Regions from separate parts of the Mus musculus genome. Here regions 2, 3, 4 and 5 are each linked to region 1. The links are chromatin loops, found by intact Hi-C in ENCODE. Cell type or tissue: left cerebral cortex. All regions are shown on one strand. Links, peaks and the distances in the headings refer to the core of each region. The heading gives the core; the rest is flanking DNA. Region 1 holds the start of Dpysl5 (dihydropyrimidinase-like 5). Region 2 overlaps Tmem214 (transmembrane protein 214). Region 3 overlaps Dpysl5 (dihydropyrimidinase-like 5). Region 4 overlaps Dpysl5 (dihydropyrimidinase-like 5). Region 5 holds the start of Emilin1 (elastin microfibril interfacer 1).

Region 1 (6,257 bases), core at 849-4,848:
ACAGTGAAGATTAATCATTAAACTAGTCAGAAAGTAATATATTCATTAACACTTAAAAATACAATAAAAATTTACAAATAGGACCAGAGGGTGGGTTTCTTTGCAATATTCTCAGCTCCTCAGGGGTTAGTGAGCCAGCATGCTGTGGGGTGTGACAGGTGCAGGACAAAAAGATGATGAAATACCTCTTAGCCCGTGTTCTCTGAGGTGCTTGTCAGAGTTGCTTTCTCCCCTCATTATTATTCGTGCTATACCCAAGTGGATTGTGTTGATGGAGAAAAGATTGTTAAACAAAGCTTCATTATCCTCGTCTGGATAATGCTGGCATTGTGAGGCTCCGCAATTGCTAGGTTCCTTCTGACTTTAAGAATCTCTGTGTGTGAAATAAATGCAAGTTTGTAGTGGATTTCAAAGACGGGGCTAGAGCAGCTAGATTCTTGGCAGCTGTGGTTCTTCCAGGATGTGGGTTTCGAACGGTCTGATTGGAAAAGAAGGCTTTATTTCAAAATTGGAATTAAAAACAAATATAATAAAGAAAATTGTGTCATAGTCTAGGGGGGATTTCTGGAGTGTTCCTCAGCATTTCAGACCATGTTGACACACTAGAACTGAGTTTGCTGTTTTCATCTAAGCTCCCACCTCCAGCCCCCTCTGGATCCCCTCTCCTGTGTCTTTTGTGTCAGGCTGGGTGGCCTGGGTCTCATTTCCCACTGCCCCTGTTTTTGTAACTGATTGACCCCTGTTTTTGTAACTGATTGACTCTTTGTTTGCTTGTGCTTGTTTATAATGACAACTGAATGCAGGACCTCACACATTCTAGACAAGAGCTAACTCAGCCCTTGACTCTCCTGAAACCCCATCTCTGCAGAGCCTTAGATTTCTCTCCTGTTTTCTGTGTGCATTCTTCCTCTCCCAGTATCCATTTTTCTGCTTTCTTGTCCCTGTTTTGACTCCGGCTCTGTGACACTGACCTAGATACACAGGTTTGACTCTCTGCTCACAGTTATTTTAATAACTAAATAGATGAAAAGAGAAGGCCTTCTCTGAAGGTGGGCACTGTGCACTGCTGGCTGTCCTGCAGCTACAGACCAGGCTGGCCTTGAACTCATGAAGATCCTCCTCCCTCTGCTTCCCAAGTGCTCGGATTAAAGCTGTATCCCACCATGCCCCCCTCAGAGGAAGAGGTCTCTTACTTAACACAGAGCCTCTAGGCGTCCTGGAGAATCCCTTTCCCAGAAGGAAACAGAGGAGAAACTGTTGGAAGGGGAGAGATGGTCTGGGGCCAGTGGAATGTCAATAAGCTGTCCAGGAGTCATTTACAATTTGCTCTGGAGGGGATCTCCTGGGACAGGAGGGGAAGCAGAAGCAGGAGAGGTTGGTTTTGTGTCAAGCAGACGGCCTTTAGAATTCTGCTTCTGCTCCTAAGAGTGAGGGTGACTTATGAGTACCCCAGAATAAGATGAATTGGTAAGAAATGAGTAGTTACCTGCTGGGTGAATCTGTAAGGATCGAGTGGTGTGTTGTAGACTATCTGACCCTGCTTATAGCCGGAGTTTTAGAAAGCCTCAGATGGGTTTCTTATTCTCATTTGTTAAGGGTATTTCAAACCTAGTGTATGAGGACTTGCTACACCCATCCCAGTAGCCTTTGGGATCTCTGGGGTCGGGCCCCAAACTGCCTAATCTCCTCTTTCCACCACCTTCATTCATGAATGGTCTTGACTTCCAAGCTTTGGGGAAGTTCTCGACCACCTCCCAGACATCTCTAGGTTCCCCCGTCCACAGCTTGTACTCCTTCATCCTGGACTTAAGGACCAATCAGGTCAACAGCCACCCAGGTGAAACTCAGATCTAGCTCCTCCATCCCACGGCGATGGTTTCAGAACCCGTTTCTTCTGGTTTCCTCTACTTTTATCTGACCTTACAAATGAGCTGAATAGAAAGCCACACCAAACAGACTTTTGTGGCTATTCTTACAGTGTCCGTATGTTTGTTACATCCCTCCCATTGTTCTACAACTTGGAAGAAATTAATAATAGTTACACTTGTGAGTGTGCACTGTGTACGCTCGGCAGTGGGCTGTGAGTTTTATACGGATTTCCTCCTGAAATGCATGGTGATTGTGGGAGGGGTGTGAAGAAGCAAAGACTCAGGATGGGCTTTGCCAAAGTCAAGAAGCTGTCATGTGTCAGGAACAAGGATTCCAATCCACATATAGGGGACTCTAAGTTCTAAATTTCTTTTTAAACTCTAAAAATCAAGTACTGAGGGTACGTGAAACCTCAGGCTTGGGTAGGATCTTTATCAGTGTTGAATGCTAACTAGCAAGCAGTCGGGGGTGGGGTGTGGGGGGGGAGAGGGGGCGGGGGTAGGTAGGCTGGAGATTAGGAACGCAACTGAAAACTGCAGAAAACGATTCTGGCCACTAGAGGGCTCCCTCCACCTTAGGCAAAAGTTCATCAGAGGCCCTCGTTGCTCGGAGCTAGCTGGGTGTTCCAGAGGGGCGCAATGCATTTTGCAAAAATTTCCCTGGACAGTTTGGGGAGACTAGACAGGGCCTTCAACTGGAGCAATTTACACACACACACACCCTTCACTGGTATTAGGAGTGTTTTGAGGATGGCCATCTAAGCTTGTCTGGAGGTTCTTTGCACAAGCTTACTACCAGAAAAAAAAAAAAAAAAAATCCACTCTTAGAGTGGAATTGGAGACCAGCCAAGCGGTGGTGGCACACGCCTTTAATCTCAGCCCTTAGGAGGCAGAGGCAGGCGGATTTCTGAGTTCGAGGCCAGCCTGGACTACAGAGTGAGTTCCAGAGCTACACAGAGAAACCCTGTCTCGAAAAGCCAAAAAAAAAAAAAAAAAAAAAAAAAAAAAAAAAAAAAAAAAAGAATTGGAGACCAAATGTAGTAACCCCGCACCCCCTAGGGGCACGCCTGTGTGGCCCTAAACGCATCCAGGAGTGGATCACAGAGCACATGACCCAGTGGGACCCACATTTGGAGGACTGGAGCTTAACGTGCAGGCTGTACATTTTGTTAAAATTCAGAGGATCCTGCTCCCTCCACCCGAAGTTATAAAGTACGATTTTCTTTGAAAATAGCCTTAGAGAAAAGCACTTCAGGAAAGCAGCCAAGGGACTCACACCCCCGTCTCCACCCCCGGAACTGAGGGAAGCCCTGGAAAGAACCAACTTCTTCAACAGCAGTTGTAGATCCCCAGGAATCCAGGGGCGGGGGCAGTATTAATGCTGCATTTCCACACGGGTTTGCAACACCATTGGGGTGACATCAAGTGAAGAGATTCAAGTTCTGAAGCTATATTTAAGCTGTCACAATAATGACAGACTAACACGGAGCTCAGGGAAAGGCCTGAGCCATAAATTAGTTAAGGAAAAAGAACTGTCTCGCTCCATTTACAGGATCGTTTGTGGTTAAGTCAACTGTGTACTAAAATGGTGAAACTGGACAAGGTGTGGCGGTGAACATCTGTAATCCCACTATTCGGAAGGCAGAGGCAGGAGGTTCAATTCAAATTCTAGGCTAGCAGGGGGCTACCTAATAAAACCGTCAAAACAACAGCAACCCGGAAATAAAGATGGTGGTGCTGATGTGAAATGAGTTTAAAACACACACACACACACACACACACACACACACACACACACTTTCTTTTAAAGGAGATGTCAAAAATAGGATAGGACCTGGGCGCTGGACATCGACGTCCAAGCGCTGCTCTGGAAAAGACGGTGGCTTCAATACCTCAAGAGAAAGAAGGTGCGAAGTGAGGCGCCCAGAGTGGCCGTTCCCTTGGTCTATGAGAACAGTGTTCCTGTACTGACCACCTCGCCCTCTACAGTCTGCAATCCCATCAGTCTCAGACTCGGTAGGACGCTAATCCGATGGCGCAACTGGGAACCCGCAGCCTCGGAGAGACCCCGCCACCGCATTGTTTCAGCCCCTCGGGTGGGGTCTTGCAGGAGGAGGGGAGGCGATGTGTCCTCCGGAGACGCCCTATACCCTCCCAGGGGACTCGAGCCATACCGCCCCAGCGCCTGGGCTTTGTGAAGTGTCGCTAGTTACCATGGGACCAGAAAGGAACGCTGAGAATGGCGCTTAGATGGCTGGGGGTTGTCGAGGTCCTGGGGCCATGCCCTCTGTCCCTTCTCGGACCCGGGGCCTGCAAAAGGGACTGTCGGGATTTGTAGTCCCAAAGGCGGCGGCAACGCGGAGGACGCGGGGCGCTACTGGTCCCGCCTCCGCCTAACCTGCTAGCTCGAGGTGGCGAGCACTTGGGGCGGAGCCCTCGGATCCGTGATTGGCCCAGGCGGCTCCCCGCCCCCACCCTCGTCCCCACCCCCGCTCGCCACTCGGGACTCCGCTCCAGGCGCGCAAGGCAGCCACCGAGAGAGCGCGCTAGCAGCCGCTCCCGCCCCGTGCAACCGCAGCTACCGCGCCGCGGCGAGACCCAGAGACCGACCGACGGACCCGCACAATCGCATCATCCTGGAGCAGTGGGTGATGGCAAGGGGAGGGTGGTGGGCTTGATCTTTCCGGGCTGCAACATCCACCCCTCTTTCAGTTTCTCCCTGAGGCTCACAAAAGGGAGGGAATTGGGTTGCGCCTAGGCTCCTCCAGCCGATGAAAGAGATGTTGAGGATTCAGGCAGATCCGGACTAAGGTGGGGCGCAAGTCTGGGTCTTTGTAGTCCCACAGAACTCGGCTTGGTGACTTGCGACGCCTAAGGCATTAATGTGTGCTGGAAAGATTTACAAATAGCTAGAATAAGGAGGCAGCTAAGTTGAAGGGATTCACGCCTAGCACCCAGTAGTCGCGCAGCCGTAGCTGGTCGACGTGCAGTAAATGGCTAAAAGGTGGGGTGTAGGGGAGTGTTTCTGTGGTGGCCGGACCTGTCCTCTTGTACGTCCCTGGATCGCCGCGGTCCCTAGTTCCCACCAACTGCGCCTCTGGTCTGATATCTGCCTAACGTGGTCCTAACCCCATCGTTTGTATCCTCTGTTCCCTGAGCAGAGCAGAGGCCCTAGAGGCACCTGCCGAAACCACAAAGGCCTCTTGCATCTGCCCAGCCCCTGGCGGCGCGGCGCTAGGTCCCTCCGCTGGAGCCATGTCGCCTAGTCTGCCACGCAGCATCTATCTTGGTGGGTGAGGGATATCGATGCCCCGGGCCTGGGGAGATGGCTGGAACAAACGGGCGTGGAGGCCTGGATTTGAGCAGAAAGGGGGAGATGGGTGGGGACAGGTGATCGAATCTGGAGGAGGAGGCTGTGGTTTGGGAAGGGCTGACAATTGGGTGGGAGGCGGGTCTGAAGCTTCGCGCAGGTGGCGCGAGGCGAGGCTGCTCTGAAGAATGAAGAGGGGCGGGGAGATGAAGGGAGGGTGGAGACCTCCCGGGTTTGGGGAGAGTAGACAGGCATGGGAAGGCGACTGAGGCTGTACAGGGGATGGGTCTTCCTCATGAAGGGGGTGGGGGGCTCTCCATCGGGGTAGGGCAGGCAGCTGAGGAGGGAAGAGTCTTCGCCTGAAGACTCCAGCTTTAGGCCAGTCGCTGTTTGGGCTTGGTCTGGCTGGGCGTGGTCCTTGGACTGGGCCAGAGAGCTCGGGTGGCGGGTCCCCGACAAGGCTGGGCTGGCTCGTCTAGGAGCTTTGTTTCTGAGCTTGGAACCACCAAAGGGGACTCGTTTAGGATTTTATGATAATCCGCAGCGCCCCCCGGCACGCCCTGTTCGCACGGAGCTGAAAGGCTTTGCCTAGCGGCAGATGCTGCCTGGGAGGCGGATGGGGGGGGGGCGTCTCCCGCCCCAGAGACCCTGAGAACAATAGCCTGCATAGGGTCTACCTACGGTCCACGCAAGGCCACCCGCCCCCAGAATTCAAGTGTGAGGTGTACTGGTGCAGAAAACGCTTACCGAGAAACCTCAGAGCACGTGCTGTCTCTGGGATTTGCCTTAGGGCACCTGGCACCCCTGGGAATTCCGAGTGGGAGTCGCATGTTTCCCCCAGGCTGTGGAGTCGGGGGACAGCCGCCTCCCCCAGCTTCTGGTGTCGCTGGCTGCAGCGCCTCTTGTTCTCCACACGCTGTTGACGAGTTTAGATAGTGGCGCGGAGCAGCACGACAGAATGCAAGTCCCAAAGGCCGAAGGTCTCTGCGGTGTAAAGCAGGCTTTGTCTGCCCAGACCGCCTGAGCCCAAGTCTAGGAGCTGCTATGCTTCTTAAATGAGCCCACGGGGCTGGTGAGGT
Region 2 (6,257 bases), core at 1,366-5,365, 170 kb after region 1:
CATAGCGTGCTGCTGCCCACATGGCACTTGCTGCTTGCAGCCCTGGCCCAAGTCCAGGAGCATTGCCATGAGGCCTGCAGGTAAGACTTTCACTCTGGTCCCTGGGAACAAGGTATAGCATCCATTTTGTCACAATCACTCTGGAAAGAGGGTTATGGGTTTAAGCTGCAGCCCCATGGGCTGACACAGGCCCATGAGTGATCCCCAGCCCTCAAATGTTCTGCTTTTCTCCTAGAGGGGACGTGACCTGGGACTGCATTAAGACACAGTTGAGCAGAGCTGCCCAATGGACCTGGCTCTGCCTGCAGGATGTCACAGTGGCTTTCTTGGACTGGGCACTCACCATGATATCCCAGCAATAGACCCTGCCTGCCTGGCCACTGGTTCTGTGGTGGGCTACCTATCGGAGTAGAGGAGGCAGCCCTCTTCACTTGGTGCCTGACTTCTGCCTCCTAGGCAAGAGACCAGGTATCTGCCTCACTTCTCCATCTTCAGGAGACTGGACAGGAGCATCCCAGCCTCCTGTCCACAGGCCTGTGAGGTCTCTCAGGCCCAGTTGCACAGCATCCAAGCCTCTTCTAGGCTGGGAGCCTCTCCACTTCTCCCTGTGGTCCTCCCATCATCACTCAAGCAGCCACAGTCCACCTCCAAAGAAGAGAAGTAACTGCCTTTCCTTGTCCCTGGTCATGACTTAAATCACAGCAGAGAAAAGGAAAGCACTTCAGGAGGGCCAGCACCACAGTGGGCAGCAGCAGTGTCACTTCTACCAGCAGCCTAGGTGACTGTCAGTGGACATGCAGGCCATGTGGACAGCCTGTTACCTCAAAACACCCAGAACAAGCACGCCTTCCCAGGAGGCCACTTGTCCCCTACTCTGTCAGAGCCTTGGCTTCTCAACTCCATTCTGCTCGCTGCTGGGGCTCCTCTCTATCAGCTTGGTTCACAGCACAGCCCACCTGAAGAGCAGCGCCCTCTGTCAGCCTGCTGAAGGGGGTCAGCATATGGCTCCTGGGGAGAATAAAGACACAGACTGGATTTCTAGCTTTCCTGTCTGAATCTTCATATAGGACTCCCCATAGTTTAGGGACAAAACAGCAGAGCCTTGGGCCTCTGCCTGGGGTCTTGCAGCAATAATTGAGCTTCTAGCAGGGAAAGTCTACCTTTACCATTCAGAACTAGGTTCCTCGGATTCAGTTGGCTTTGGTGATTTTGTCTGACTTGTCGATGATTCCTATCTAAAAGTTTGCCTTGGTGTGATGGGGAAGGCAGGAGCAGAGCTGGGCAGGCTTCCAATCCATAATTTATTAATTGGCTCATTTTATGAGGCAGTGGGTTTAGAACTCCAAGAGACAAAACTTGGGGAAACAAAACAAAACAAAGAACTCCAGGGCTTAACACCAGTCCTCATTTTGGTTTAAGACAGTTCATTGTGGGTGTTCTCATCTTGTGGGCTCTTGGTGACTAAGAAGTGCAGCTTCGAAGGCAGCTGTGTTTCCCAGAAGTTTCCCCATGGCTCAGCAGCAGCCACTTCCTCCCTCAGCCCCTCTCCTGTGGCACCTGGAGATGCCCTCTGTCCCTTCCCTAAGTGAAATTAAGGTAGCAAGTTTGGAACCATCTTGACCCAATTTATACAGCCTGGCCTCTGGCTTTTGCTACTTATTTTAGGAAGGAAACAGCCACAGAATCTGCTCCCTGCTGGCTTCCTGGCAGTTGTCATTCCCAGTGAGAAAAAGCTCTGTCCATCCAAGGACCAAACATGACCTTCTAAGTCGGATTGTCCAAGTGCCCCACATGTTCTGTGTGTTCTTGTCAATCAACCACAAACAGTTCACCCTACTTCATATATTGGAGAGGCCAGCCTGGAGCAGCCACAGCACGTGACAAGGCTGGCAGAACGCTAGCTTGATTTTTTTGTTGTTTTAAATCCAGCAACTTTAGCTATGTGTTTTGCTAGCTTCTATTCTGCAGTGATTTAATTTGGGTTCATATTTTCTGGCATTAAAATCCTTAATGCGCTGGGTATGGTGGCGCACGCCTTTAATCCCAGCACTCGGGAGGCAGAGGCAGGCGGATTTCTGAGTTCGAGGCCAGCCTGGTCTACAAAGTGAGTTCCAGGACAGCCAGGGCTATACAGAGAAACCCTGTCTCGGAAAAAAAAAAAAAATCCTTAGTGCAACATTTTTTTTCAACTTAGATCAGTTGGCTTCTCCATGGTGCATCATGAGGACACTAACACCAACTTTACTTGGCTCTAAGCCTATTGGGGAAAGGAGCGCTCTTGTTCAGTTGTTTTGCCCCAGATGGGAATGGTGCAGCACTTTTCCTGTTTACATGAGTACCACCTGCTCTCCATTAAAGCAAAGCCAGACATCCAGACGGTTCGTTTTTACAGAGCTGTCGACAAATCCGAGTCCAAGATGAGCTAGTAAATGAAACCAGTGTGAAGCCCAGACTGTATTCTAGTGCTGACTCCTTCACCAGTGACAACTGACTGGGAGGGAAAGGGCCTGACCTCACCCTCACCACCTCAGCCACACCTCATGCCGCTGCAGCTCAATGGGGAACCTGCCAGGAAACTGAAGGGCAGGGGATTGTCTCATTATTACGAGTTCTGACTCGGACCTGGAAGTCACGGAACATTGTTAAACAGTTGTGCTGTTCTATTATGTGTCAAATTTCTACCTTTCCTCTGCTTGACTTTTAGGTAAGGGTAACCTGGTGTGGCTGCATGACAGATAAAGGACAGAAAATATGGCTGGGCTCATACCTGCAGCATTTGTCAGTTCATTCTCAAATCGCCACCGACCTAGTGTGGCTTGCTTTCCACAGTGATGGGCATTTTGTCCGTTCTAAAACATCCCAGTTGTCCTTCACATGGGTGTCTATATGGTTGGGTAGCTTCTGAGCACTTTATTGCCGTCTAAGAGATATGAGATATGTGAATACTTAGCCACTCTTTTACTGAAAGGGTTTAAGTATCGTGTATTTTGCCCCTTAAAAAAACTAATGTGCAGAGCCAGCCTGTGTGGTGGTGGTGCACTCCTCTAATCTCAGCACTCAGGAGACAAAGGCAGATGGTCTCGGAGTGTGAGGCCCCCCTCATCTACAAAGTAAGTTCCAGGACAGCCAGGGCTACGTAGAGCTACATAGAGAACCTCCTTCCCTCTTCCCTCCCTTCCCTCTCTTCTCTCTCTCTCTCTCTCTCTCTCTCTCTCTCTCTCTCTCTCTCTCTCATTTATTTATTTTATATATGTGAGTATACTGTGGCTGTCTTCAGACACACCAGAAGAGGGCATCAGAGCCCAACCTCTGGAAAAGCAGTCAGTGCTCTCATCTGCTGAGTCATCTTTCCAGCCCAAGTAACCCTATACTCAAGCCCCCCCGCCCCCCCAAAAATCTATATACTATTAGTGTTAGCACATGAGTAAAATTTTTTCTGATCAAGTGCAATTTTACAGCAGTTTCGGATTCATGTCCTCACCACCAACACACATACACACACACACACACACACTGGCTTGCATGCTTCACCACCACTGGTGTTTTTACCAGTGCAGAACACACATGTGGTGATCTAATCCTCACTCAGCCACCACCCAAGGCCTGTAGCTTGGACACACACTTCCATAGTTAGTATCTTACATGAAATGACTATTGTGTACCCAAGGGAGATAGCTCAGAGGTCAAGAGCACCCATGTTCAGTTCCCAGCACTCACACTGGACGGGTCACAACCATCTGTAACTCCAGCTCAAGTGCCCGATGCCTTTGGTGGCAATAGGCACCTTCACTCATGTACAGACACACAATTACAATAAATCTTCCATGTCTAATGGCATGTGACTACCACTCCCAGGCAGATTTTACTAACCTGACAGTGCCCTGGCTCCCATTATACTTCCCCCAGAGCCACTGGAGGTCATTGAGCTTATAATCTCCAGATTTTTGCCTTTCCCACACTGCCACGGTATTGGTAATTGCACATATTTTAAGTTAGAATCTCCTCTACCACAGAGAAAGCTTTCTGTTCCAAAAGAGAGCCAAGGAGGGTTCAAATCCTTAACTCACCTTTTTAGCATCAGCCAACAGAACTGACAACCTGGGAAGGGAATTGGAAAGGAAGACAAAGCTCATTTTAATTAATGAGCTTTTAATTAATGTTAGATTTACCACGTTCCTATTGAAACACATACTCCAAATTTTCCGGATCATAGCCATGTGTCTTGGTGGTTTGGCTCTGTCTGCCCACTGCTGTGGGTCCTGCCATCATAGAACATTACACAGGGACCGAATGCTACCATGAAGGACTGTCTCAGTAAGGAGCTGAAAGTGGCCTAGAAACCTGAGATCCCAGCAGGAAAGCCACATGTGATACTCATGTGGCTGCACTAACATGGAAGCCACAGAAGAAAGTGGTGTGTGGTCTCCACATGGTTAGATGCCAGGCCACTGTCTTCATCAAGAGCAGATGGAGGAAGTGTCATTATCTGCACGCATTAGGACAGCAGAAAGGACAAGGTGAGTACCATCCCCAGTGTGATGGTAGTGCACAGTATCTGAAGTCAGTGGGTAGTTAACATTTCTCCCCACAGGACTGGAGAGAGGGCTCAGCAGTTAAGAGCACTGCCACTTCCAGAGGTCCTGAGTTCAACCACTTAGTGGCTCACAACCATCTGTAATGGGATCGGATGCCCTCTTCTGGTGTGTCTGAAGACAGCTACAGTGTGCTCATCACATATATAAAATAAATAAATCATTAAAAAAGAAATTCGACGGGTGTGATGGCGCACGTCTTTAATCCCAGCACTCGGGAGGCAGATGAGTTCAAGGCCAGCCTGGTCTACAAAGTGAGTTTCAGGACAGCCAGGGCTACACAGAGAAACCCTGTCTCAAAAAAAAACCAAAAAAAAAAAAAAAAAATCTCTCCACAGCTCCTTAATAGACCATCTATGTAAGTGAAGTCCCTACAGCCAAAGCAGGATCATTGGCCCGCTGGCCTCCCGAAGAGAAGCTTTTATATAACAAGTAGTGAGGCTGCATGGGCAGGAAAACAACACTACTAAACATGAAGGGCGCTGGGAAGTGGTGGCGCACGCCTTTAATCCCAGCACTCGGGAGGCAGAGGCAGGCAGATTTCTAAATTCGAGGCCAGCCTGGTTTACAGAGTGAGTTCCAGGACAGCCAGGGCTACACAGAGAAACCCTGTCTCAGAAAACAAAAACAGACAAACCAAAACCATGAAGAGCCTCTCTGGGCGGTAGTAAGACAGACCTTTAATCCCACCCCTTGAGAGGTAGAGGCAGGTGGATCCATGGGATCAAGGCCAGCCTGATCTACAGAATGAGTTTCAAGACAGCCAGGGCTACAGAGAGAAATGCCTTGAAAAAAAGAAAACTAAAACAATAATGATAATGTGAGCCACACTTTTGGTTTGTTTGTTTGTTTTTGAGACAGGGTATCTCTGTATAGCCCTGGCTGTCCTGGAACTCACTTTGTAGACCAGGCTGGCCTCGAACTCAGAAATCCGCCTGCCTCTGCCTCCTGAGTGCTGGGATTAAAAGCGTGTGCCACCACACCCAGCTGTGAGCCACACTTCTAACTCCAGCATCTGAGGGGTGGAGACAAGAGGCTTGACAAGATCATCTTCTGCCTGATCTACTTGTGACACTTTCCCAAAGACCCTGTCTCAAAAAAGAAAAAAGAAAAAAGAAAAAATAACCATTCTGCCGTACCAGTACTGAAAAATGTGGTCAGTAATTCTCTAGGGGTTCTAAGAATTCAAGAATGTTCTCTAAGATTGTTCTTATAATGCTAAGATGTCATCTGCCTTGCGATTGACTTGAGCACAGCTGGGTTTAAACACAAATAAAGCCACCAGGGCATGGCTGGGAGGCCAAGCAGTGCTCTCCAAGTGTGAGTCCTCTGGAGTCCTTTCCCTTGAGTGTCCTCAGTGGAGGGAGGACGGTGACTAGAGTTCATGAACTCACCAAACACTAGGGGCTTTTTTTTTTGGGGGGGGGGTGTGTGACAGGGTTTCTCCCAAGTGCTGAGATTAAAGGCATGTGCCACCACTGCCTGGCAGAACTTGGGGCTTTTGAGAAACAATCATTGTTAGGAAACCTGAAACAGTCTTTCTCGAATAATATAGGAAAAAAGCAATAAAGGATTCCTCCCGGAGTGGATATACAATGGTTATAGCAATAGCTAACACATATGTAGCATTTTCCCAGATCAGCTTTTTAAAAATTCTTTTCTATG
Region 3 (6,257 bases), core at 1,233-5,232, 65 kb after region 1:
GCCAACATGTGGTTGCTGGGATTTGAACTCAGGACCTCTGGAAGAGCAGTCAGCGCTCTTACCCGCTGAGCCATCTCTCCAGCCCCATGACTGGTGTTTTTAATAAGGGTTTCATTCCTGGGCATCACATAAAATCCAGATAGGCCCAACAGTATGTCATACATGTCAAAAACAAAATATCAGTAGCCTTATGGAAGTAGTAAAATTAATGTTTCATGCCCAGCCAGATGTGCACAGTGATGTATTGTGACTGCTGGTAGATACGTGGTTTTCGTGTCTACGTTAATTGATAGAGAAGTGAAATCCAGGTCGTGTTTGGGGGTTTGGGGGGGAAGCATGCTTCTACAAGAGCTTCTGCATGCGCAAGTGTGTGTGTGTGTGTGTGTGTGTGTGTGTGTGTGTGTGTGTGTGTGTGTAAAAGAAGACAAGGTTTGGATTGCTAGATGGATAATTTTGGTCAGCCACCAAGTTCAATGAGGTCTTGGTGGGTTCAGCTCTTCCCTGGTCAGGCCTGGGGTTGTTGTTGGAGGTCTGCGTGAGCAGGCTCCATGTAGCTGCACTTCCTCTTCCTGCCAGTGTGCACTGAGTGTGGGCTCTGTTCATACATGCATGAGGATGTTCAGGCGTGAGGTGAAGCAGTTATTGTAGCCAAAGACAACGGACAGCTTGATAGTGTCGTGTACCGTTTTAAAATTCACTAGATAAACAGAGAAGTATGTCAGCCTCAGAGCAGGAAAGGGAGGGAGTAACATGGGGCATGCCAGAGTTAATATTTCATTTAGAAAGTACCTCAGGCCGGAGAGACACTCAGCAACCAAGTCACTTGCCAGTGCGAGGCCTGGAGCTCAGCTCCCCCACACCACAGGAAAGCCAGATGGGTGTGTCAGCTCTCCCACAATCTCAGCATTTGAGAAATGCAGTGACAAGAAACCCTGGGGCAAGCTGGCTAGGTTGACTAGTCACATCAGTGAGCCCCCAGCTCAGCTAGAGACTGTCTCAGGAAATAACGTGGGGAGCAATTAAGGAAGAGACTTAACTGATGTGAGCCTGTGGCTTCCACATGCAGCCACATATATGCAAATATAAATCAGAACATGCAGAAAAACACATGAGAATACATACAGATGAACAGGAAGGCACACACGTGAAAACGCACATGTCTGAACATGCAGACATACATATACATACCTAAATATGCAAAGAAAGAAACCTCATCTGGGGGTGTATCTCAGGGGTAAAGCAAGGGTTTAACATATGAGCCCCCAGATTCAGCCTCTCAGACAGCTATGTTATGTGCATTGATGTTTTGCCTGCATGTATGTCTGGGTGAGGGTGTTGGATCTTGGAATTACTAGACAGTTGTGAGCTGTCAGTGAATGCTGGGAATTGAACCCAGGACCTCTGGAAGAGCAGTCAGTGCTCTTAACCACTGAGACATCTCTCCAGCCACACAAAACAGTATTTTAATAAAAACAAAAAGTTTAAAATATCTGAACCAAAAAAGTAAAAATTAACAATATCTGATAAGTGTGTGCGGCAGGTCCCATGAACTTTTTTTTTTTTTTTTAAATCTTCTGTGCCTTTACTCTGCATCTGAAATCTATAACTGTAACATCTTTTACACATGGAAATGTAGCTAACTAAATTTAGTTTTAGCTTTTTCCAGGCTTATTTGTGTAGTGCATAGTATAAAAATGACATTGCTTTCAGCGTATGTTGTAAAATTAGTATACTAATTAATTAATGTAATAAATTTTAGAAAATAAGAAGAAAACAACTCGGGAGCAGTCACTTCAAAACAGCCGTCAATGACGTACTTGGCATTCTTCCTCCTGTGTTGCTTGTGTGTGATTTAACATAGCTCCAAGTGTCTTATGAACACTGAATCTGTTCTTCAGTCACGGCAGCGATGCCCTGTTACCTTCGACTTAGCCCCTGTGCTGGCTAGTGTCTTTTTTACTTGACATAAGCTAGACTCATTTGGGAAATGTCCTGCCAGACTGGCCAGTGGGCAAGCCTGTGGGGCATTTTCTTGATTACTGGTGGATGTGGGGGGCCCATGCCACTGTGGGTGGTGCTTCCTCCGGGCAGGTAGTCTTGGGGGTGTACTAGAAGCAGGTTGAGCAAGCCATGAAGAGCCAGAGTGGCCTGCGTGGGATTCCTGCCCCTACTTCCTTTGTTTGAGGAGGGACTGATGTGGAACCCTTTCCTCCTCCAGCCACCTTTGCTCATGTGTTTCATCCCAGCCATAGAAGCTCTAAAACAGCCTCCGAGAGCACTGTGCTGTGTGCTACTGCCTTCAGCTCACCTAAGTAAAAGGTGGTGTCTAAGTAGTCGTGACGTGTGGCAGGCCCACAGCCACCCCTCCTTAAACACGTCCTCCTTAAAGCATCAGGGACAGGACAGTGCATTGCTCTGCTGCTGACCTGTGCAAGGCTTTCCTGTGGGGTGACAATAAAAAGATCTGTCACATCTGTGGTGTCCTCGTGTTCACAGAGCCGGCAGCTGGTGGGAGGAGGATCTGCTGAGCCTATGAACTCCGGTTTGGAGGCCCAGAGTCGCAGTGGTAGTAATAGTAATATGTGCTCTTCTGAGCTCCACAGCTGTGGCCCTACAGGTACAGATGCACATGTGTGTGGCTGCATGTGTAGCTGCAGAGGGGGCTCGTGGCTGCTCCTGGGTAACAGCCAGTAAGATGGGAAATTCAAGACCGCTGCTCAGCATGCTTTCCAGAACTCTTCAGTTCCTATGGCTAGGCTCCAGAGGATGCTGCTTGGTGCTTCTGATAGCCTATACTGATTCCCCACCAGGCTCAGAAGCTGTGTCAGCCTCGAGTCCCCTAACCTATACCCAGACCACTGTTGGTCTCTGGAATTCCCTGCCTAAAAGCCAAGAGTCCTTCCAGGATCCACACAAGGCTGGACCTCTCTTCTTAGTGATCCAAACACAAATGTGCACACACTAGGTCCAAGGGTGGCATTTTGTAGCAGTGGGCAGAGTTTGGATCTGTGTGCCCAGCATGCATCCAGGGTGGAAGTTGTGGGGTAGGGCGGGCTCCAGGGGAAACCAGTTTCTCTGCACTGTAGCTCAGTTTCAGAGGAAGATGACGATTTATTAGCCCGATCTGTACTGTCGAGTATTTGGAGATTTGTTAAATGAATTGCCTTTTCTATCCTTGCCTTGGGGTACTGGGCGTTAAGAACAGTCCCAGGTCCTTTATCATTAGCGTCTCCACGGGTCCCCTCTTTTCTACCGACAGCTGCCGCTGTGCTGAGAGGCACAAAGAACAGCAACTGAGAGCCAAAGAACTAAACAGTGTAGGCTATGCACTGCTAGTAAATCAGACTCCCCCATGTGCACGGGGACAGGGCAAAACAGAGTACATCCACCTGCTGTAAGGATGAATCAGCCGCGCAGGCTCCAGCGGAACCGGGAACAGAAGCCAGCTAGTAAACTACAATCTGCGCAGCCCCAGCTCCAGCCCCACCCCCACGCCTGCATGTATTACACGGAGCTACCGCCCTCTGTTGGCTGCATTTAAGCAATACAAGAAGTCAGGCCATCCCGGCTCTGAGATTTTTTTTCCTTCTTAATTGTAGTTTGGCTGCTTGACTCATTTTCTCGGCCTTAGTCTCCAGGAGTGTCTCTGGTTTGTGATCAGGGAATTTGACTTTATGGAGAAGACAGCTTCATCGGGCTTTTTTCCTCCAGTGGAAAGCAGAATGAATCAGGATATTTATTTTATTTATATGGGTACATTGTAGCAGTCTTCAGACACACAAGACAAGGGAATCAGATCCCATTACAGATGGTTATGAGCCACCATGTGGGTGCTGGGAATCGAACTCAGGACCTCTGGAAGAGTAGTCAGTGCTCTTAATCTCTGAGCCATCTCTCCAACCCCGAATCAGGATAATTAATCAGAAGGATACTTTACCATTCCTTAGTGATACTTGGCTCTCTCTTCCAACACATGTGAAGCTATCCCACATGTGAAGACCCCTCTCTCGGTTATTTTAATCCTAACAACCGGGTTTTATTTGGGAACAGCACATTGACCTGACCTTTGGGAAATGTCACTTTGGACGATCACAAAAGTTACCTATTCAAATAAATTGAATTTATTTGACTCCCAGAACCCAGCCTGGAGAGACAGAGTCAGAAGACCCCAGAGCAAGGAGGCTATGCAGACTGGCTATATCAGTGGGCTCTCGGTTTGATCGAGACACCTTGCTTAGTGTTAAGATGGAAGAGCAATTGAGAATAATTCCCAATATCCACCTTGAGCTCCTCCACATGCACATCCCTGTGCATGCACACACACACACACACACACACACACACACACAGACTTTACATACATGCAAACACACATACACATGCACAAATATACACAAGATGGGGAGAAAAACCTTGTTAAAGTAATATCTTGTGGAGCCTGTGAATTCAGTCATGCATCTGAAAGTGCTCTATCCCAGACAAGACAAATTATGCTCATGAACTCAGGTAGGGGACATGAGGACAAAGGGGCTGATATGGAAGAAGCTGGTGAATTTTTTTGGACAACTCTCACACCAAAACAGTACTTTACTTTGTGAATTTTGACTTCTTCTTCTTCTTCTTCTTCTTCTTCTTCTTATTATTATTATTATTATTATTATGTTCTGTTGTTTGTTTGTTTGTTTGTTTGTTTGAGACAGGGTTTCTCTGTGGAGCCCTGGCTGTCCTGGAACTCACTCTGTAGACCAGGATGGCCTCAAACTCAGAAATCCGTCTGCCTCTGCCTCCTGAGTGCTGGGATTAAAGGCATGTGCCACCACTGCCTGACCCAACCCATTTATTATTATTCCCAAGTTAAGTAAAACTGCTTCATAAGAAGTGACAGAAAAGCTGGTCAGTGGTGGTGCACGCCTTTAACCCCAGCCCTCATCAGGCAGAGGCAGGCGGATCTCTGTGAGTTTGAGACTAGCTTGGTCTACAGAGTGAGTTCCAGGACTGCCAGGGCTACACAGAGAAACCCTGTCTGGGTAAATACACAAACAAAAATAGGTGAGAGAACAATATCTTTAAAATCCCCTATTAAAGCACGTAGTGCTTTACTGCATGTCTGTAGCTAGCTCACCATATTTTCCATGTGAACACTTGATTGGGCTTCCCACTGTAACAGGTATATACAAACAAACCCTTGGGCCTTTGATTTTGTTGTCTATATACTGGAGTTAGCCAAAAATCACTTAGAGGGAGATCTTACTGGGAAGGTAACAGCCAGGCTTGGGCTCCCCAATATGCTAAGTGCTTTTTCCAAAGACCCAAGTTAGAACCCCACATGAGGAAGAATCAGGTTTATTTGTTGAACCCAGGGTTCTAAAGAAGATCATGTCACAGCTCTGACCCTCCCCTGTCACAGCTCTGACCCTCCCCTGTCACAGCTCTGACCCTCCCCTGAGCAGACCTTACTGGGTTTGATCATCCATGGTTGTTCTGGGTGCACCTGAACACCGTGCATCATCGTGATGGTGACTTAAGTGCAGGCAGGGCTGTGACAAGACCACCTTCCCTCCCTCTTCCTTCAGGCGGCCCTCGTTGGAGGCACCACCATGATCATCGGTCACGTCCTGCCAGACAAGGAGACCTCCCTCGTGGAAGCCTATGAGAAGTGCAGGGCTCTAGCTGACCCCAAGGTCTGCTGTGACTATGCCCTCCATGTGGGGATCACCTGGTGGGCACCCAAGGTAACAGTGCTGATGGGACCCCTCCACACACACACAAGAAGGCACCAGAGGGCTGGTGTCCAAACAAGTGTGTGACTGAGCTGGCTGGGGCCTGAAGCTGTTTTGTATGCAGGAACCCTCACCCATCACCATTCCAGCTTCCCTATGTCCCAAACAAAACATTTAGGAGTCCCTGAAGATGATGGGCAGACCTATCCCACCTAAGAGCCCATTTCTCAGTGTTCACAGTGAGCATCAATTGCAACAGAGTCCAAGGCCATGGGCCAGACTCAGGAGCACTGCGGTGTTCAGGATATCCCGATGAGGTACCAGGAACATCTAGTGGGTAGTACCGCTGAATGGTCAGCTCAGACAGAGAGCTGTGGCCTGTGTGTACTGGGCATTCACAGCACCGACCTGGGACCCGAGAAACAGTTGGTCACAGCCTGCCCCATCTCTCCACTGGGCCAGAACCTGCTTGTCTTACTGGACGCTGACTTTGCATTTTGCTCTCCAGGTGAAAGCAGAAATGGAGACACTGGTGCG
Region 4 (6,257 bases), core at 818-4,817, 86 kb after region 1:
TGGTGTGTGCAGTATAACTCCTAACCCTTCAGTACTGCTTCCAGCAGTGGCCCATATCCAAACAAAGCCTATCTAGGGTAAGATTTTGCTGGGTTGTCAGACCACAGGAAAAGGTCTGGCCCATTGGGATCCTGGCAATTGTCAGGACACCATTGTATGTGTCAGAATGCTCACCATGGATAAGGTCTCCAACCGTTACCCTGCCAAATTCCCCAGGAAGGATTCTACGCATGTGAAGGGCAGAGACCAAGGTACTTCCTGCACACGGGCACTTACACATGCATGCACATGCTCATTTCATGTAGAAGCAAGCAAGAATAGCATTCTTCAGTGCTTGGACTATGGAAGCAAGAAGCCTGTCACCCGTGTGTCTCAGGTCCTGTGCAGAGTGGCAGCTGTCGGCGGAGGATGCTGCAGCTGTGTGTGCACTTGGCTCTGATGTGTCTGTCTTTTCTCTTCACTAGACCTTAAAAGTGAGGGGAGTGGACCGCACTCCCTACCTAGGGGATGTCGCCATTGTTGTCCACCCTGGGAAAAAAGAGATGGGAACACCATTGGCAGACACGCCCACACGGCCAGTCACCCGGCACGGGGGCATGCGGGACCTTCATGAATCCAGTTTCAGCCTCTCTGGTAAGACTGAGGGTGTGGTGGGAGCCGGCAGGCAGGATAAAGGCCCAGGCAGTGGGCCTTTGTATTGCTATGAGCGTGTACTGTTGGAGACACACAGGCTGAAGGGCCCAGGACAGCCAGGCTTGCTCACCAGCAGCTGGACAGGCCACAGGCCACAATTCTCCCTGTTGATGTTTTTTGTCCCTTGAAACACCTTGAGGACATTGCACACAGGGTGCCCCACAGATGTCCAGGGCTCAGAAGGCCAGCCCTCCCTCCTTTCATTGTCCCCTCCCACTCCCCACCTCACTGGAATCTTTGTCTCACTCCTCGTTTCTGCTCTCTGGCCTTCACACCTGCACCTTCCCTCCACTTTCCCTTTTGTCTTCTAAGGGAGATAAGCATTTCAATAACTTTAAGTAAAATGTTTCTTTCTTTTGGCTCTGACTCCCAGTTAATCTCCCTATCTCCATATCCCTGGCGCTTATCTATATACAGAATGCCTTAGGTCTGTCTGTCATGTTCTGGCCCTGTTTTTAATATCATGCCCTCCCAGTGACACCAACACTGAGCCTGGGTCCCTTTAGACCATGCCCATCTGTGCAATTATACCTCACATACCTCAGGTGTCCCTGGTAGGGAAGATTGCCTCATAAGTGGTGAGGTGTTCTCAATGGAGAGCAGGCAGAGACCGTGAAATACGATAGTCCTTCATGATGCTTTGTTTTCAAGCACCACCACCACTTGAAAGGCAGTGACGCAGCTTCCCTGACCCCAGGACTAGCCAGAAGAATCTACCCTACAAGACCTGTCTCTACTTGGGGAAGAAAGGCAGGAGGAACACGAGCATGGAGTCCTAAGGGATAGAGAATGAGGACCACACACAAACCATCCCAAGATGAGAGGCAGAGACCCCACCTCTGAAGCCCCGCCCACTGAGGTCCCTAGAGTCCCAGTTTTGCGATGACAGCAGCTTGTGCAGGGACCTATGATTTCCACTGAATGAGCTGGTGGCCTGTGGAGAGGAGTCCTCCAAAAACTTGCTCCCAAAGGGCTAGTCCTGTGAGCATGACTGCTGGATGGTGTTTCAGGAGCACTGTCCAAACACACCAACGCTTTGCCAGTCCATGGTGTGGATTCCTAGGACCTGAGCACACAGCCTGCAAAAGCTGACCTCACAAGAAATGATGGGACCCTGGGACTATGGGGCCCGACTAGCCAGTGGCCTCTTCTGCCCCAGTCCAAGAGCCATGACTTGACAGTGGCTCCTTCAGACACAGCAGACCTCAAGTTGCCTGTCATCTCTCATCTAGCCCCAAGTCTTGATCTGTTGACGATGGGGAACACTGGTGAATGACCCCTGTGATCTATGGGACACTAGACCCTCCCTTCTGAGTCTTAAAGGTGTGGGCCTTTGGTTATATGGGTCTTTCATTTTCCAAAACAGTTCCTGGTTTCCTGTTTTATTCTCTGGTCTACTGCCTGAGAACTGTGTCTGAAGGTCGGCGTGATAGCTGGCTAGTCCCTTAGTGTGATGGTACAAGAGAGCCTGAGTATGCTGTCCATGTGAGTGAGTAAGGAGGCTGTAACATTGACTCTGAGTCAGAAAACCTGGGTTCAAACTCAGGCTCTTCAAAGCCCTCTCATTGCAAAACGTGGAAATCATATAATGTCCTCGAGCCCTGGTTTTCTCATCCAGATACTGGGATAGAGGCACCCGGGACTGGGGTAATGGCTCAGTCAGTAAAGCGCTCGCCTTGTAAACCCAAGGACCTGAGCTCAATCCCAAGACACCATGTGTAAAAAGCCAGGCATGGGCTGGAGAGAGGCCTCAGCAGTTAAGAGCATGTACGGCCCACCCAGAGGACTGAGCTCAGTTCCCAGTTTCCCAGCACTCACTGCCTGCCATCCAGAAGCTCCAGGAATCCATCACCTCCTTGGGCTCGTGCACATACGTAGCTCCAGGTCTTAAAATAGGCGGACAGCATTCTCTGGCCTCCGCGGACACATTAAGGTCCACATACACATTAAGGGAGAGAAGAAAGAACACACTCGCAGAAGGTTTAACTCAGCCACTGGGCCCCTGGTGTCAGGATCCTGTTAACCCAGGCAGCCAGTGCCTGATTGACCGACCCTCCCTGCTTCCTTCCTGCAGGTTCTCAGATCGATGACCACGTTCCAAAGCGGGCCTCAGCTCGGATCCTTGCGCCCCCTGGAGGCAGGTCGAGCGGTATTTGGTAAAGGCTCTGACCAGCCCCACCCTCAACAAGTGAGGATGCTAAACCACCACCTGCCTGCAAATGTTCCAGCCAGAGCTGCAGTGGGTGGGAGAGGTTGGGCAGGGCAGTGCTCCACCGGTGGGGGCTCTAGGAACCAGGGAGCCCTCCCCTTGTCTGAACGTGATTCACGGGGCTTTGATCCACCCCTAACAAGGCACTTTGAGCTGTCCCTCCTGCCCTGCTCCTTCCTTCCTTGGCCCTGGGGTTTCTCTGGGCCCCAGAAGCCCACACTATGCACAGCACCCAATGCATAGCACCTGGCCCTAAACCCTCCTCTCACCATGACCTCCTGTGCTGGCTCTGGGAAGGCCCAGACTTTAGTGCTCTGCCCTGCTGCCCACCCACACAGGTGTCCAGAGCACTTTAGCAAATGTGTTTTATAAGTAAGGGCCTTCCCCCTTCATCCCTTAGGCCCCATGGTGACATTTTCCCAAGTCAGACAGGTGTCAACTCCACAGCCATGCCCAAGGTGTCCCATCTCTCCTGACTCATCCCAGCTGTACCCTTGTGGGTACAGTCAGGACACCCCGGGTGTGGCTGTGCTTGGGACACCCTGTGCTTTCTGCTAGCCTCTTTCATTCCCTACCCACGCCCTCTGGGAGTCCCAGGCCCCGGAAGGGTAGCTGGGTGGGCATGTGGCTGGTGCCAGGCGCGTGTAAATGGTTTTGTTTTGCACGTTTGGTTTGCGCAGTGGTTTGGTTTGACTTGTTTGTGCACCCTGTGGAAAATAACGGTGCTTTGTGTCACTAGCATAGCATAGAATCTGGAATAGATTTGGTTTGTAGGAGATGCTGCACTCACCACCAACCAGACAGTACAGGGCAGAGGCGGGGGCAGGCTGGACCCCTGGCCCCTTCCTCCCAACCCAGGGTCCTTTTGCTTCCTGTACCGTGCCTCCCCTATCCCACACCTCCTGCCACCCCCTCCTACTTCCCTACATTCAAACAATGCTGGATGCTGACCCTGGAAACCTTCAGGCCGCATCTCTGCTCCGGGTTACCCCAGCGCTAACCCCACATCCACACCCTCATAGCCCAACACAGCTTCCTATAACTTGCCCCTGCTGGGCAAGGCCTAGCTACTCCTCCTGGGTGACTAGTAAGAGGCCTCATACTGGCTGAGAAAGAGGGACTGGGGGGTGGGGAGGTTGCCTAGGCAACCGCCAGGGAAGGGGCTTCAACCCACAAGGCCTAGCTGTAGCATCCACCCCCACTGCACAGGTGCTATGGAATCCTCGGCACTAAGCTCTCCTTGAGGACTGGTCGGACCCGCCCTGTTTTAGAAGCTCCTTAGAGGTTCTCGTAGGTGGCTACACAGTCTGCAGAGTGGCTCAGCTGTCTGCCTTTGATAAGCCTCATCCCCGCCCCTCTTTGGCAAGTGATCTCACTTTTGTTGGAGCTCCACAAACCTGTCAGAGGCTCCACAGAGCTTGTCAGTCACCCCTGCACGCTTTTGTCCTGCTTTGGGTCCATCAAAGAGCTCAGCTCTCACTGAGTGACAGGTAAACTCCAAGGGGCTTCTGAGATGGGGTGGGGCTTACCACTGTCCCCCATCTTGCAGATAAAAACTGAGGCCCCCAAGAGTTTAGGCACCAGAAATGTCTGTCCATGACTGCTCTCATGGCCTCGGCAGTCTAACCTAGCTGTGGGAAACAGTTGTGGATTGATGTCAGGCCCACCAGGAGTTTAACCAGACAGAGTGCTTTCTTCCTGGGGGCGTGTTCTGCTTTGCTTTGCACAAGCCGATTTTATCTTTGTCATGAACTGACTCATGTTCGAGCCTGGACTAGAAAAGTGTTAGGAACCTGCGTGCGGTTTTAGTTGCACCCAATGTCCTCACTTAGGAGCTGAAGAGACAGATAACCCAGAGGACTGAGATAGCCCTGGGAACAGTAGGTAATGACCCTAGAGGTCACAGGTATCATAAACAGTGACGCTGACGGTGTCTATCTCTCTTTCTCTCCTACTCTCCTTCTCCTACCTTCTCCTCCTCTTCTCTTTTCTCCTCCCCCTCCTCCTCTTTCCCCTTTTTCTTCTTCTTGAGACAAAATCTTGCTTAGGTAGCCTGGCCTTGAACTTACAGAAATCCTGCCTTCGTTTCCCCAAGTACTGGAATTATACACACAAGCTACCACACCTAGCTATACATCATCTTTGTCTATTTCTGCCCTTGCTGGGTCATGGGCCTTGGGCAGATGCCAAAGATCCAAGGGGTGGTAGGGCCAGCTAGGCAGGCCACCTGGAGTGGGCCAGGAGCGCTTTACCCTCTCTAATCGCCTCCACCTGAGAAGTGCATCACCTGAAGTGGTAGGAGAGTGCGCGTACAAGGGGCCACTGTGGGCCTTCTACTTCATCCACCCCGCCCTTCCACAGACCCAAGCCCACCCTTTCATAGCCTGTGTGCTCACCCAGGAGCTTCTAGATGGGAGGCTTAGAGCCAACCAAACCCGTCACTCCCCTGTGTCCACTCCCTGCCCCATGCAGAGCTCCCACCACCCCATCCCAGGTCCGGTGGCTGCCAGCTGGAGCGAAAGGGGTCTCTGGTTGCCCCGAATGCAGCTCTCAAACTGGTCTTGTACTTGCTGAATAAACACTGTTGTTCTTGCCTTAGCTGCTTTCTAGGTTTGTGGGGTTAACTTGCCAGAAAATTGTGCTACAGTGTGTGTGTGCGTGTGTGTATGTGTAGTGCTAGGAGTCCACAGTAGGTTGCTTGTCAAGCCATTGCCGTGACAATGGCATCTCTTATATTGACCCAAAAACCACAGAACCACACGGAAGCCAAACCCCCACCAGCTGTTGAGGTGGCAGGCACAGCCTGGGGTCAGAAAGGAGCTGTCAGCACCCCAGCACCCAAGTGACTTCCTCACTCTGTAAATGTCATGGTGCTAAGGTTGTATTGATCCCAAGACGACACATGGCCCTATGCTTTGGCCACCGTCTGAGGCAAAACAAAACAGCCCAACACGTTGTGTTCTGGTGCAGGTTTGAATTAAACTGTAGCTACTTCTCACTCGGCCTCTGTTGTGTTTTTTCAAGAAGAGGCAGCCTGACAGAAAGTCTTCTCTGCAGCGGTTATGTGTCGCTTCCGTTGCTAGGAGAACAGCTTTGGTCCATCACTCTGATCCAGTGGTAGCTCACTGGGAGATCTGGACAAGGTCAGGAGATACAAAAGTAAAAAGTATAAAAATAAACATTTGTGATAAGGGTCATCCCTCTCCCGAAAGACCAGGATTTCTGATGGTGGAAAAGAAAAATCTAAGACAGATTCCTTGGGACAGTTGGCATGTTCTCTGAAATAGGAAAACTCAGAGGAAACTCTGTAAAGGCAGACATTTAATTCAGGGCAGTTTACAGCTTCAGAGGTTTA
Region 5 (6,257 bases), core at 1,062-5,061, 210 kb after region 1:
TCTCTGTTTTTCCTTTCCCCCCCCCCCCCTCTTTCCCGGAGTTAACAAGAAGCAGATGTGGCGCACGATGGTTGGAGAGGTGGGGGAGGAAGGGGGAGGCTGGACCGCCAGCCAGACAGGGGGAAGGGAGGAGAGAGAAGGGAGGGAGGGAGAGAGGAGACTGGCCCGCCCATGGTCACTCTTGTGCCTCTCAACAGCCACAGGAGCAAAGCTCTGTCATCCTTAGGATCCAGTCATCAGGGAACAGAACAGGGAGACCAGAAGAGGGCCAGCTGGAGCCAGGGGGTGGAGGCTCAGGAAACAGTCTCTGAAAGGGGCAGGGACCAGGCACAGGAGGCCAGGGGCCCAGAGAACAGACTCCCCTCAGAAGTACAGAAGAGGAGAGCGGAAGGAACTGAGGGAGGGACAGACAGGAGCCTGAGGAGGAAAGAGGAGGGGGAGAAGGGGTCAGGCCCAGCAGCCAAGGAGGAGGCGTGCAGCTGGGGGCTGCAGGCAGGAAGCTAGGGACAGAACTGGCTCGGCGGAGTACTGTCCCCTGAAGCAGCGGCATCCCCTGGAAGTGCGGTATAGGCATTATTGGTCAGACCAAGATGTGCCTCTAAGGGCAGCAAGGAACATTTCACCATGGCCCCCAGAGCCCTCTGGAGCTGCTATCTCTGCTGTCTGCTGACCATAGCCACGGAAGCTGCCAGCTACCCTCCTCGAGGTTACAGCCTCTACACAGGAGGCACTGGGGCCCTGAGTCCTGGGGGACCCCAGGCCCAGAACTCACCACGGCCTGCCAGCCGCCACAGGTAAGAGTCTGTATTCCATCCAGGGCTGAAGGCTGTGGTTGGGAAAGCCTTTAGAAGGTGGGCAACAGGCTTAACACAATGAAGAGGACAGCGTGAACACCCATCCATCAATGGCCTACCCATATGCACCTTCCGGTGGAACTTTTTCCAGGGCTTCGGTAGCCTAAGGGGGATCAACTCTCGCCTCTTCCCTAAGGAGGTCTGTAGTTGGGTGCCCAGGGACACTACACCAAGGGGTATGGACTATCCTTCCTGCCAGCTGCCAGCTGTGTACCAGCCAGCTCTGGATCAGGCAGACCTTTCTCCTCCTCTAGGGCTTCCTTGGCCCCATCCACTAATGTATAATTCTGACACTCCTCCTGCTCTGTTCCCTCTGGCTCTACAGCAGCTCACAGACTAGAAGCCAGTGTGAATGGGGTCAAGAGTGCAGCACCGCAAGCCCCAAGGGGACAGAGCCCATCAGTGGCTTATTCTCTACTTAAGCATAGGTCGGACATTTGGACACTGGCCTGCCCCGCTCTCCTCTTTGAAGGCTGGGTGGAGGCACCATGAGCAGGGGGTCATGTACAGGAACCCAGCTTACTCAGCTGGGGCTTGAGATAGGCCCAAAGAAGTACACAGGGACTGTGAATTCTAGGGTACCCTGGGGCCCCACAGTCAGAAGGGCTGACTTCTCTGTGTGTGTTTTTATCATTATGTTTTTCCTGTCTTGAAAAGTCTTTATCTGCCATAGTGACACAAAGTGTGTGTTTGTCTGTGTGTGTCTGTGTGTGTGTGTGTGTCTGTGTAGGAGAGGGGAGTGGGTGCTGCCCCTGCAAAAACCCTAACTTTCAATGGGTCCTTAAGGCCCCCTTCATCTTTTGACCCTCCTTCAACCTCCGGGCCCACTGGGGCTTGTGTCTTTGGTCCTTTGGCCCAGGTAGGGTTGTGCCTACAGGAACTGGTGTGCCTACGTGGTGACTCGGACAGTGAGCTGCGTCCTTGAGGATGGAGTGGAGACCATTGTCAAGCCAGACTATCAACCCTGTGGCTGGGGCCAGCCCCACTGTTCCCGAAGTATCATGTGAGGCCCCAACTTAGGGGATTGGGTGCTTACTGGGATCCGGGCAAGGGCAGACAGCTGGTGGCCATCTAGGGGGTCTGTGCAAAGGAGGGAGCAGGGGGAAGGACAGGATTTCAGTCAGAACCATTTTGAGAAGACAGCCGGGTCCTAGCTTGGCTGGTGAGCTGCCACAGGCATTCTCCCCTTGTCCCCAACCTTTGGGACTTCTGCTGACACAGGTCAGTCTTAAAGAGATTAGCTTAGGGTTCCAGCACAGGGAAAGAAAAAACCAGGATTTAGCCCTTAACTAAAAAGCAGATAGCTGTTAACTGAGCAGGACCACACACTGGCTAGAGAGGTAGACCCAGCCTGAAGCACAAGACAACCAGCTGCACTGAGAGAATACAAAACCTTCCTTTCCTCTGGCCAGGTACCGGAGCTTTCTTCGCCCTCGCTATCGGGTGGCTTACAAGACAGTGACAGACATGGAGTGGAGGTGCTGTCAGGGTTATGGGGGCGATGACTGTGGAGAGGGCCCTGCTTCCGTTCTGGGCCCAGCACCCTCCACACCACTTCCCCGGCCCAGGCCTGTGCGCCCCAACCTGTCTGGCTCCAGTGCCGGCAGCCATCTCAGTGGACTGGGAGGAGAAGGTGAGCCTGCATGTTGCTAGGCATGGGGGAATCCTGGGTGGAAAATGTGGGGCCCAGCTGTGGAGGGAGGGAAACCTCTATGCTCTAAACTTGGGGGGAAGGTGGTTATAACAGAGGTAATGACGTCCCTGAAACTTCGAATGTTTGCATGCTTGTGTGATTTGAGTGTGTCTGGGGGCCGGGTGGGGGGCAGGGCAGAGCTTGGGGGAGACTGATTGAAAGACCTGAAAACTTAAGATCTGGATAAGACAAGAAGGCATAGAGACAATTTGTTCACATACTCCCTCTAGTGGCCAAGGTCCTTCGTAGTCGGGAACAGCTGTGGGAGAAGCGTGGGGAATTCCTTTGAGAATCTCTGTCTGCAGGGAAGATAGTTAAGACTACAAATCCTAGCATGCATTGCACCGGACTACAGGTCCCAACCCCCTCCCAGGCCCCTGGAGACTGCAGGTCCCAGAATGCAATCGCCTCTGTTGTGTTCTTTCCTCCTATGTGTATGAGTTAGGCTAGGCACACCGGATGCGTGGTCCTTTCCTGCCAAAGAGATAACTGAACTATAATTATGGAAACAGGAACTTCTGGTAAACTGGCTGGCCAGCCAGCACCCCAGCAGGCTTGCTGCAAGAGCCTCTTGTTTGTCCCTCTGGTGGTTTAGGGAAGGGCCCAGTCATTGCAACAGTGGCATGTGAAGTACTTTCCCACATTTCCATTTTAAACTGTTTGACAGCCCTAAAAGGCAGGACACATAGTGTCAATCGAATTTTCCAGATAAGGAAATGGTTTCCAAGAAGTCAAGAGGTCCTGGGGACAAGTTGGGTGGCCGGGTGATCTAAGTTTGAAATTTGACATGGCCACTTGTTAAACGCATTCTCTGGAACTACTTGCCTAATTTCTCTGGTTCCCCGTTTCCTGTGCCATCAAATGGCAAAAGTATCTGCCCAATAGAAAAGTTTTAAGAGCTGTGGTCCAAATCTGGCCCAAGGACATTCAGTGAATGGTATTTCCTTCCTTCCTTCCTTCCTTCCTTCCTTCCTTCCTTCCTTCCTTCCTTCCCTCCACTCCCTTTTGCCCAAATCATCCAAAGGAGAGCCTTCTGACCCTTGACTCTTGCTGGAGTTGGAGTAGGCAGAGACTGGGCCATAGAATCTGAGCTCTGAGATCCAGCTGCTCAGTCATCCGCCTTTCTCTCTCTTCAGGTCCTGTTGAGTCAGAGAAGGTGCAGCAGCTAGAGCGGCAGGTGAAGAGTCTGACCAAAGAGCTGCAAGGCCTTCGGGGTGTCCTGCAGGGGATGAATGGGCGCCTAGCAGAAGATGTACAGCGAGCTGTGGACACAGTCTTTAATGGAAGGCAGCAGCCAGCAGATGCAGCTGCCCGCCCGGGCGTGCATGAAACCCTCAGTGAGATCCAGCAGCAGCTGCAGCTCCTGGACAACCGTGTCTCCACTCATGACCAGGAGCTGGGCCACCTTAACAACCATCATAATGGAGGCCCTGGTGGAGGTGGCAGGGCCTCAGGCCCTGTCCCAGTTCCTTCTGGCCCCAGTGAAGAACTGTTAAGGCAGCTGGAACGGCAGCTGCAAGAGTCTTGCTCAGTGTGCCTGACGGGGCTGGATGGCTTCCGCCAGCAGCAGCAAGAGGATAGGGAGCGGCTGCGAACCCTGGAGAAGCTAATGTCCTCTATGGAGGAGCGGCAGCAACAGCTTGTGGGACCTGCCATGGCCAGGAGACCCCCTCAGGAATGCTGCCCCCCAGAGCTGGGTCGACGAGTGTCTGAGCTGGAGCGGAGGCTAGATGTAGTGACTGGCTCACTGACAGTGCTAAGTGGACGCAGAGGTTCTGAGCTTGGAGGAGCAGCTGGGCAGGGGGGCCACCCTCCAGGCTACACCAGCTTGGCCTCCCGCCTTTCTCGCCTGGAGGACCGCTTCAACTCTACCCTAGGTCCCTCAGAGGAGCAAGAGAAGAACTGGCCTGGAGGACCAGGGAGGCTGGGCCACTGGTTGCCTGCTGCTCCAGGACGGCTAGAAAAGCTGGAGGGACTACTAGCCAATGTGAGCAGGGAGCTGGGTGGCCGCATGGATCTGCTGGAAGAGCAGGTGGCAGGGGCTGTTCGGACTTGTGGGCAGATTTGCTCTGGGGCACCCGGGGAACAGGATTCTCGGGTCAATGAGATCCTCAGTGCCTTGGAACGCAGGGTGCTGGACAGCGAGGGCCGGTTACAGCTAGTGGGCTCTGGCTTGCATGAAGCAGAGGCAGCAGGGGAGGCTCAGCAGGCCGTGTTGGAGGGACTGCAAGGGCTCCTGAGCCGGCTTCGGGAGCGCATGGATGCACAGGAGGAGACTGCAGCAGAAATCTTACTGCGCCTCAATCTTACCGCAGCCCAGCTAAGCCAGCTGGAGGGTCTGCTGCAAGCCCGTGGGGATGAGGGTTGTGGCGCCTGTGGTGGTGTCCAGGAGGAGCTGGGCCGCCTTCGGGATGGTGTGGAACGTTGCTCCTGCCCATTGTTACCTCCACGGGGCCCTGGAGCTGGCCCAGGGGTTGGGGGACCAAGCCGTGGGCCTCTGGATGGTTTCAGTGTGTTTGGGGGCAGTTCAGGCTCAGCCCTCCAGGCCCTTCAAGGAGAACTCTCTGAGGTTATTCTCACCTTCAGCTCCCTGAACGACTCACTCCACGAGCTCCAGACCACTGTGGAGGGTCAGGGTGCCGATCTGGCTGACCTGGGGGCCACCAAGGACAGCATCATCTCTGAAATCAACAGACTACAGCAGGAGGCCACGGAGCACGTCACAGAGAGCGAGGAGCGCTTCCGAGGCCTGGAGGAGGGCCAGGCACAGGCTGGCCAATGCCCTAGCTTAGAGGGGCGATTAGGCCGCCTTGAGGGAGTCTGCGAACGACTGGACACCGTGGCAGGGGGACTACAAGGCCTACGTGAAGGCCTCTCCAGACACGTGGCTGGGCTCTGGGCTGCAGTACGGGAAAGCAACAGCACCAGCCTGACACAGGCCGCCCTGCTGGAGAAGCTGCTGGGGGGCCAGGCAGGCCTGGGCAGGCGGCTTGGTGCCCTCAACAATTCCCTGCTGCTCCTGGAAGACCGTCTGCAGCAACTTAGCCTAAAGGACTTCACTGGTGAGGACAGAAGGCGTGGTGGGGTGTGCAGGGAGGGAGGCCCCTTCTTGCTCCCTGCCTCGCAGCCAGTGAGGAGGCCTGGTGTTCTCGCCTCCTCTTTGTTCTGCCTCAGTCCTAGCCCCTACTGCTCATCAGGGAGGTTGACGTATGTCTGCAGAGAAGCTGTTGTGGTGTAGCTCCCTGCCCTCCTTCTGGTTGCTTAGATGGGCCTTTGGGTGGAACTGGGATGTGGCTTGTGCTGGTATGTGGCTCTATCAATCAGACACCTTGCCTGCAGCCCGAGGGACCCCGTGTCTCCATCAGTCTTCCCCATCTCCTACCTGTGGCGCCACCGCCTTTCCTGTCCGTTGGAAAGCATGGCTGACCTTCATCTCGGTTTTGGTTTTGTTACCATAGGACCTTCAGGCAAGGCTGGGCCCCCAGGGCCTCCCGGGCTACAAGGGCCTTCAGGCCCTGCAGGACCTCCAGGACCTCCTGGCAAAGACGGACAACAGGGGGCCATTGGCCCACCAGGTATGTTGGATGAGACACCACTATCCTGGCAGCCCTGCATAGTATTCCACACTGAGCTTGACGGAGAAGGAGTAAGGAAGCAGAGGTCCGGATGGCTGACAGTGAAAAGAAAGTGACTAGGAGCTGAATGAAAGT

What was found. Hi-C counts contacts between places; a loop is a spot of excess contacts. Peaks named below come from ENCODE experiments on the same cell type or tissue, not always from the same donor. Only the 100,000 strongest peaks of a DNase experiment are listed, where the experiment ranks them.
Region 2: a loop joins it to region 1, with 2.4 times the contacts of the local background. A loop is called at or near these places in 3 of 42 quality-filtered maps.
Region 3: it touches region 1 in a loop (5-fold over the local background); 33 of 42 quality-filtered maps call a loop at or near these places.
Region 4: a loop joins it to region 1, with 7 times the contacts of the local background. A loop is called at or near these places in 27 of 42 quality-filtered maps.
Region 5: a loop joins it to region 1, with 2.0 times the contacts of the local background. A loop is called at or near these places in 5 of 42 quality-filtered maps.

Annotation. Positions count from the first base shown.
Region 1 is chr5:30,707,491-30,713,747 of GRCm38, forward strand. It overlaps Dpysl5 (dihydropyrimidinase-like 5), which reads left to right and starts at 4,074. Exons shown (of 13, transcript NM_001356948.1): 1 at 4,074-4,512. In left cerebral cortex, for the core only: a CTCF peak has its summit at 2,446 (motif pointing right); DNase peaks (open chromatin) are centred at 2,439, 3,165, 3,835 and 4,286; H3K4me3 peaks cover 1,075 bases; H3K27ac peaks cover 809 bases.
Region 2 is chr5:30,876,429-30,882,685 of GRCm38, forward strand. It overlaps Tmem214 (transmembrane protein 214), which reads left to right. Exons shown (of 17, transcript NM_144525.4): 16 at 1-80; 17 at 236-1,041. The coding sequence ends at 362. Among named protein-coding and RNA genes, the nearest start is that of n-TYgta9, 8.5 kb to the right of the region's middle. In left cerebral cortex, for the core only: CTCF peaks have their summits at 3,290 (motif pointing right) and 4,715 (motif pointing left); no DNase peak of the experiment used is centred there.
Region 3 is chr5:30,771,747-30,778,003 of GRCm38, forward strand. Dpysl5 (dihydropyrimidinase-like 5) reads left to right here. Exons shown (of 13, transcript NM_001356948.1): 3 at 5,574-5,732; 4 at 6,229-6,257. Among named protein-coding and RNA genes, the nearest start is that of Gm46907, 40 kb to the right of the region's middle. In left cerebral cortex, for the core only: a CTCF peak has its summit at 3,531 (motif pointing left); a DNase peak (open chromatin) is centred at 3,470; H3K4me3 peaks cover 324 bases.
Region 4 is chr5:30,793,470-30,799,726 of GRCm38, forward strand. It overlaps Dpysl5 (dihydropyrimidinase-like 5), which reads left to right. Exons shown (of 13, transcript NM_001356948.1): 12 at 465-633; 13 at 2,768-5,900. The coding sequence ends at 2,853. It overlaps Gm46907 (a long non-coding RNA gene), which reads right to left. Exons shown (of 2, transcript XR_001784836.2): 2 at 5,766-6,036. Among named protein-coding and RNA genes, the nearest start is that of Gm46907, 18 kb to the right of the region's middle. In left cerebral cortex, for the core only: CTCF peaks have their summits at 2,826 (motif pointing left) and 3,026; DNase peaks (open chromatin) are centred at 2,820, 4,233 and 4,574.
Region 5 is chr5:30,913,251-30,919,507 of GRCm38, forward strand. Emilin1 (elastin microfibril interfacer 1) reads left to right here and starts at 536. Exons shown (of 8, transcript NM_133918.2): 1 at 536-794; 2 at 1,732-1,857; 3 at 2,267-2,487; 4 at 3,684-5,609; 5 at 6,006-6,122. The coding sequence starts at 625. In left cerebral cortex, for the core only: a CTCF peak has its summit at 2,799 (motif pointing left); a DNase peak (open chromatin) is centred at 2,872; H3K27ac peaks cover 1,167 bases.